Regions from separate parts of the Homo sapiens genome. Here region 2 is linked to region 1. Evidence: chromatin loops called from intact Hi-C (ENCODE). Cell type or tissue: heart left ventricle. All regions are shown on one strand. Links, peaks and the distances in the headings refer to the core of each region. The heading gives the core; the rest is flanking DNA.

Evidence for each region. Peaks named below come from ENCODE experiments on the same cell type or tissue, not always from the same donor. Only the 100,000 strongest peaks of a DNase experiment are listed, where the experiment ranks them.
Region 2: a loop joins it to region 1, with 4 times the contacts of the local background. A loop is called at or near these places in 33 of 110 quality-filtered maps.

What each region holds. Positions count from the first base shown.
Region 1 is chr2:144,430,450-144,433,259 of GRCh38, reverse strand. All of the region lies in intron 2 of ZEB2 (zinc finger E-box binding homeobox 2), which reads left to right. Among named protein-coding and RNA genes, the nearest start is that of ZEB2-AS1, 88 kb to the left of the region's middle. RefSeq lists an enhancer at 1,015-2,728. In heart left ventricle, for the core only: no CTCF peak of the experiment used is centred there; a DNase peak (open chromatin) is centred at 1,709; H3K4me3 peaks cover 1,485 bases; H3K27ac peaks cover 1,481 bases.
Region 2 is chr2:144,506,401-144,509,210 of GRCh38, reverse strand. The region is part of intron 2 of ZEB2 (zinc finger E-box binding homeobox 2); the gene reads left to right. Among named protein-coding and RNA genes, the nearest start is that of ZEB2-AS1, 12 kb to the left of the region's middle. In heart left ventricle, for the core only: no CTCF peak of the experiment used is centred there; no DNase peak of the experiment used is centred there; H3K4me3 peaks cover 1,959 bases; H3K27ac peaks cover 2,500 bases.

The DNA.
Region 1 (2,810 bases), core at 252-2,751:
TTTTGGACATTTATTACTGCTCTTTAGTTGGCTTTTTGCTATGCCTCAGAGACAGATGTAAAATTAGTGTCTATTTTGAGCCAGCAAACAGTACATCTTTCCTCTTGTTTATTGAATTGCAGAAAGGAATTCTTTGGGCTCCCACTTCTTTGTGGTTTTGAAGTAACTGTCTGTTTTTGTGCCAGCCATGTAGCTCCAATACATGTCTAAAATTTTGCTGAGACTCATGCAAAGGGTGGCTTATTTGACCTGTAAGGACTGAATAGAACTTTGCTACGTTATATGGGAACTTCCAGGCTTTTAAATGCTGAATAAAAAGATATATATCATAAGTTCAAAAACAGACACTGGCCTAATATATTCTGCCCAATGAACCTCATTTAAAACCAGTATACGTTGGTTATTATACAAAATTGAATCTCTTCTTTGCAGAGACAAAGCTACATTATTAAGATCTCTTCTGCCAGTGGTGATGATGGTGGGCAAACATCAAAACAGGTCCAAATGGGAAAATGAGCTTATTTTTATTTCATAATGTAAGTGCGGCTAAACCCATCAAGTATTGGCCATTCTAGAGTAAGAATATTTTATGGTGAAAATTTCCACAGTACTTGTACTAGGCAAATCCACTGACTAGACGTGAGGGAACATTTTAAAGGAAAATCCTGGGATTTAGAAGTCGGGGCATGGGGTAGGGATCAGGAAGTGCAAAGTCCATCTCAGTGCATTTAATTTTGATTGTCAGATGGTCAACCAGAAAGAGCAGAATGAGATTGTCTCATTTGAATTCAGATATAAAAACTATGTTATGAATTGTTGTACCTGGATTTAAAAAGGGGTTGGGAGAGTGGCACACCAGCATAATGGCATATGGAAATGCATATCCTAGTTAACACAGCGCTAGAAAAGATGGCATACTGCCTCTGTAAGTGAATTTGACAGCAGTTATTTATTTAGTTTAAAAGTATTTACTACTATTTGTGAGCACAAACCCTAAAGGTTGTGAAGTATTGTTGTCCTGTGAAGGTGATGGATGCTGTACTCCTGACCCTATATGGTGAGACATGACTTCATTGCTTGTTTAGATTGTTCTGATATTTGGGACTCCTCAAGGGCTGTTCATAAATCATTTATCTCTCTTTTTTTTCCACAAGAAAATATTTCAATTGTATTGCTGCAGGAACACTCACGTGTCACACGGGATATTGTGGTCCATGCAGAAAAAGACCTTAAAAGGCATGGGTTTTTTTTTTTTTTTTTCCAGGATAAAGGCCTTTTAATGCCTGTCCAGCCTTAGATAATTTTATTCACTCCTTCTGGACCTTTCTTTATTCCTCCTGTGCCCAGAGATCAGTTTTTAGGAGGTGGGTTGAAAGCTTCCCAGGCCTTAGGAGCTTTTGTTGTAGCCCCCCCATTCCCACTCCCCCCTACCCCCAGCATTCTGAAAATTTGTAAAGAATCTTCTGCTTGTTGCTAAGAAATAGTTAAATCTCAGTCACCAGGAAAAAAAAAAAGAAGCACATTATTGATTGTACTAAGGTATATCTGGACCACACAGCTAGAGCAGAGATGTTAGAATATCTCTCTTTTTGTAGATCTGAGGGCATTACCCAGCCTGAACTTGCCTAAGCCCTTGTGGTCACACCTCTTGAAAAGGTTTTGTTTCCCCCGTCAATTGGTATTCAAACCAGGTCAGCAGATTCTGTTTGCCCGGCTCCGCTGCCGTTTTCATTTTAATTTGCACCTGTTGTGCAGTTGTTCGGAAGGCAAGTGCAGACCCGCGGATTATACAAAGATCATATTATGAGCAGATATGCACGGTGTAATCTTTTTGTCCCCAGCTTCACATGACAAAAAAAAAAAATCTCTCTCTTTTTGTTCCTTTTTTACTCCCTGGGAACCTGTCAAAGCAAACAGATATGACTGACTAAAATTTGTAACTAGACATGTTTCCAGAATTCTCCAAAAGCATTATGAACCTGACACACAATCCTTTTCATTTTTTTCCTCCTTTTCTGCCACTTTTGTATAATCCGATAGCTGGCAAGAGCCACTTGAGATAGCTCAGTTGATAACTTAGCGGAGGATTGCTTTATTAGGCGCAGAGAAATCAAAATGAACCTGAAAATTGTTTGCGCTTTTTTTTTCCACAGCCTTTTTTCCCCCTTTCTCTCTCCCTCTTGTTCCCATGATGTCATGGTTCTAACTTGTTTTTTTGTGTGTGTTTCTGGAGAGTTGGGTTAACAGTTCTTGGCAATCCTGTGTGTGCGTAACGGCTGGTGTGTTTCTCTAGCTGAGCTAATGCCCCGTGTTTATTACTCTAATCTTTCTTGTCTGGTGGTAAAGTGGACAATTTATGTACTAGCATGTAGGCCGAGAGCCTGTGAGGGCTGACTAATTCAGAAACAGCCACCTTCAATTGAGTTCACAGACCTTATTTACAGGCTGTCTATTTTAAGAAAAGCTACTGAGCATTGCTGGGACTGAGGGCTGCAAAAGCAGCCCGCCGGTTCTTGTGAGTTATTTTAACATTTGTGTTGGTCTTGCCTGTGTCACTTTGAAATCTTCTGTAATTATGACACTATGAAGACATCTCAATAGTAGTATTAATGGCCCAGAAGATATGGCTTTTCCTCATTTTCTGCTTAAAAGATTAGGATATAAATGGCCTTAGCACATGACGGTTGACATAGAAGAAAGAGTGAAAATTCAGATGGAGCAGGTTTGTGTATGTGTTTGTGTATTTGGGTAAATAGATGGACGTGTGTGTGTGTGTCTACTGTTTCTAGGGAAAAAACCACAGTTAATAT
Region 2 (2,810 bases), core at 262-2,761, 76 kb before region 1:
CAGCAATGCGGGAACACTCTTTAACTCTTTGAGTGCCTGGCCCCTTGCGCTCAGCAGATAAAATCCTGGCTCTCCAAAGACACTCAGAATTCTGGCTCTAGCAGTTTATTATTCAGACAAGTCTTATAGGCATGAAAACTGTTCAAGCTTTTAAAACAATGTGGTTTAATTAGATGAGGTGGACTTACATTGCTCATAAGCCCTCCAAATGGTGGTTTATAATTGGCAAGGGAAAAAAAAAAGATAGAAAAAAGGAATCAAGGCAGCACATTAAAAATTCCAGGAAATATCTTTAGAAAAGCTATTTTCATTTCTAGCTTTTAAAATATTAGACTACGGTAGCTAGAGGGAATGAAGCAGCTGGGGCCTCTCTCCTTCCTATAAAAGACACCAGAAGTTTGTGATGAAGAAAGGGGCTTCAACTTGAAAAGCTATGAGAGGCCAGTTCGGACAGTGATATGATCTCAGCCTTCGCATCTTTTCAAGGGGGAAGTACTGCCTATCTGTCCAAACCTGGGAGGTCATGTGAACCTCAGAGTCAGGGCCTCAGGCTGGCCGTTACCAACTTGAGACTTTCCAAAGCAAGCAGAGAGGCATTTATGAGGAAGGAGTTAATGGTTATTTTTTGCTGGGCACAAGAATAACTTTACAGGTGTTGCATTTGGGCTTAAATAAGATTGCCTTATTTAGTTTCGAAAAAGAGTGTAGGTGTCAACATTCGAGCAGCCACAAATGTGTGAGAAAGTAAAGGGTATGAGACATGACGGAATTAAAGGTGTTTGCTATGTTGTTACACCGTGTGTCAGGCTGCAAGCTCCCTTTGTCACAGCCTCCTGGTGATTTGACAGCGCAGATCTACTTCCCTTCTAGGTGAGACAGCATTTTTAAACTTGAGTTATAAATATGGTACACCCTTCGAGTTGCACCCTGCCTCCCAGATCCGTGAATCCTATTTGAAAGCATCTTGCCCTGAGACACAATGAACAAACGCCCGTATACAAGGAGGCTGTGGGCTCGGGGGCCCGGGCAGCGCCAGCATCACAGTAGCTGGCATTGACTGTTGTTTGGCAAGAAGGTCCTCTGCCAAATCATCCAATAATTAAGTTTTATGTTATTTGTATGAACGACCAAGCATGCAGTATTCCTTTTCAAATCAAAGGGAGGCTTAAAATTACTTTTTGAACACTTTCAGACCATGGTCAGGTCACAGTTTGGGGGCTGAATTAAAATGATCTCATTCATGATCTAATTGAGGTTGGCAAAACCTTAGCAGTAGCAGGAGTACATAAATATAAATCAAAGACCAAAATTTAGCAAATCATATCATTTGCTAGAAATCTGCTCATGAATTATTCTCCGATTGCCAACCCAGAAGTTAAACTTTGTCTCCCCTCAGCAACAGTAACTGCGCATATTTTTTCAGGCTTCTGACAGGAAAGTTAGAGGATCTGAAAAGAGAAAGGAGAAGGAAGATGATCACTGTGTCATCAGATATGGTACATTTGTGACCCAAGAAACTATGAGAGCTGATAAAGCCATGTACGTTTACAGTGGCTGCTGCAGCCTTGGTTAGAAATTAATATGGGTTTCTAAAAACCAGACTTTGGAAGAGCAGGCAGCACAGACACATTAAGAGTGTAAGGGGAGCAAACGTTTCAAGAAGGGTCTGATTGTACTTTGCTTTCATTTTTTCAATTGAGGAATGTAATCATCATAATGATTCATGATTATTTACAAATTTAGTTCTATCACTGAGCTGGGTCCAGGGATTGAGATTTGAAGTAGTGGTTAGAACTAGAAGACGATACGGAGCTGTTAGTGTGCATATTCAGGTTACCTTTCATTCTTTCTTTCTTTTTAACGCTGCTATAAAATTAAGACTCCAAATAACTTTTCCTATAATCTGTGGGATTAAATGTCATACTCTATTGTATCTAATCCATTTTTAAGTTGTAAATTTTTCTTGTTTGCTGTGTATGATTTCATCTTAAACCCACACAACACTTTACTATAAACTAGAAGAGGTCTAATTCTACAGTTGAATCTTTTGAAGTTAAAATTTTAAATCCTGTGTAAAAGAAGATGTTCTTTTAATCAAACAGTAAACACAGAACTGGTCAGTTGGCCACCTTTATATATCACAAATATATGAAGGTATACTTTTAAATCTTCAGGATAAACTAAGGTGGGAACATTTAAAAATAATCTCAGGTGAGAGAGGTAGATGACCACATTCCTGGGAATAGGTAACTGTCATTAATGATTTCCTAAAATGTATTCTACATTAAAAAAACTGTAATGGATTTCTCTTTAATAGTTACGTTGCCCATAGACAACATAGTGATTTTTGTTCTTTATATACTGTTTCTTATTTTTTTATAATAACTCAAGGAAAGGTACTCCTGACAAGATGATAGCCACCCCCTCCTCCCAAATATGAAATAATCAGTAATAGATGAACAGATTAAAATATTGTGCTATATAAAATCTGAGGTTTTTTTCTTTCTCTCAAATGGATGAGTAAATTTCAAGGAATTCAGTGCCCAAGTGATCTATAAATGTAATATATTGCTTTCAATGTTTCTTAGTTTAAGAAAGTATTTATTGTCTTGTATATCCAAGTAACTGTAATCAAGGAAATTGCAATTGCCTATTCTTGGAAGTACCTAAGTTTCTATTTTAGACACCATGCACATCAATGGAAGTGTTTCACATCATGAGAATTCTCAGTTTTAAGAGGTGAGGTTTATATATAAGGAACTCAGTAAGCTGTGTTTTCATAATAAATAGACCCATTAAGAGGGAAATAT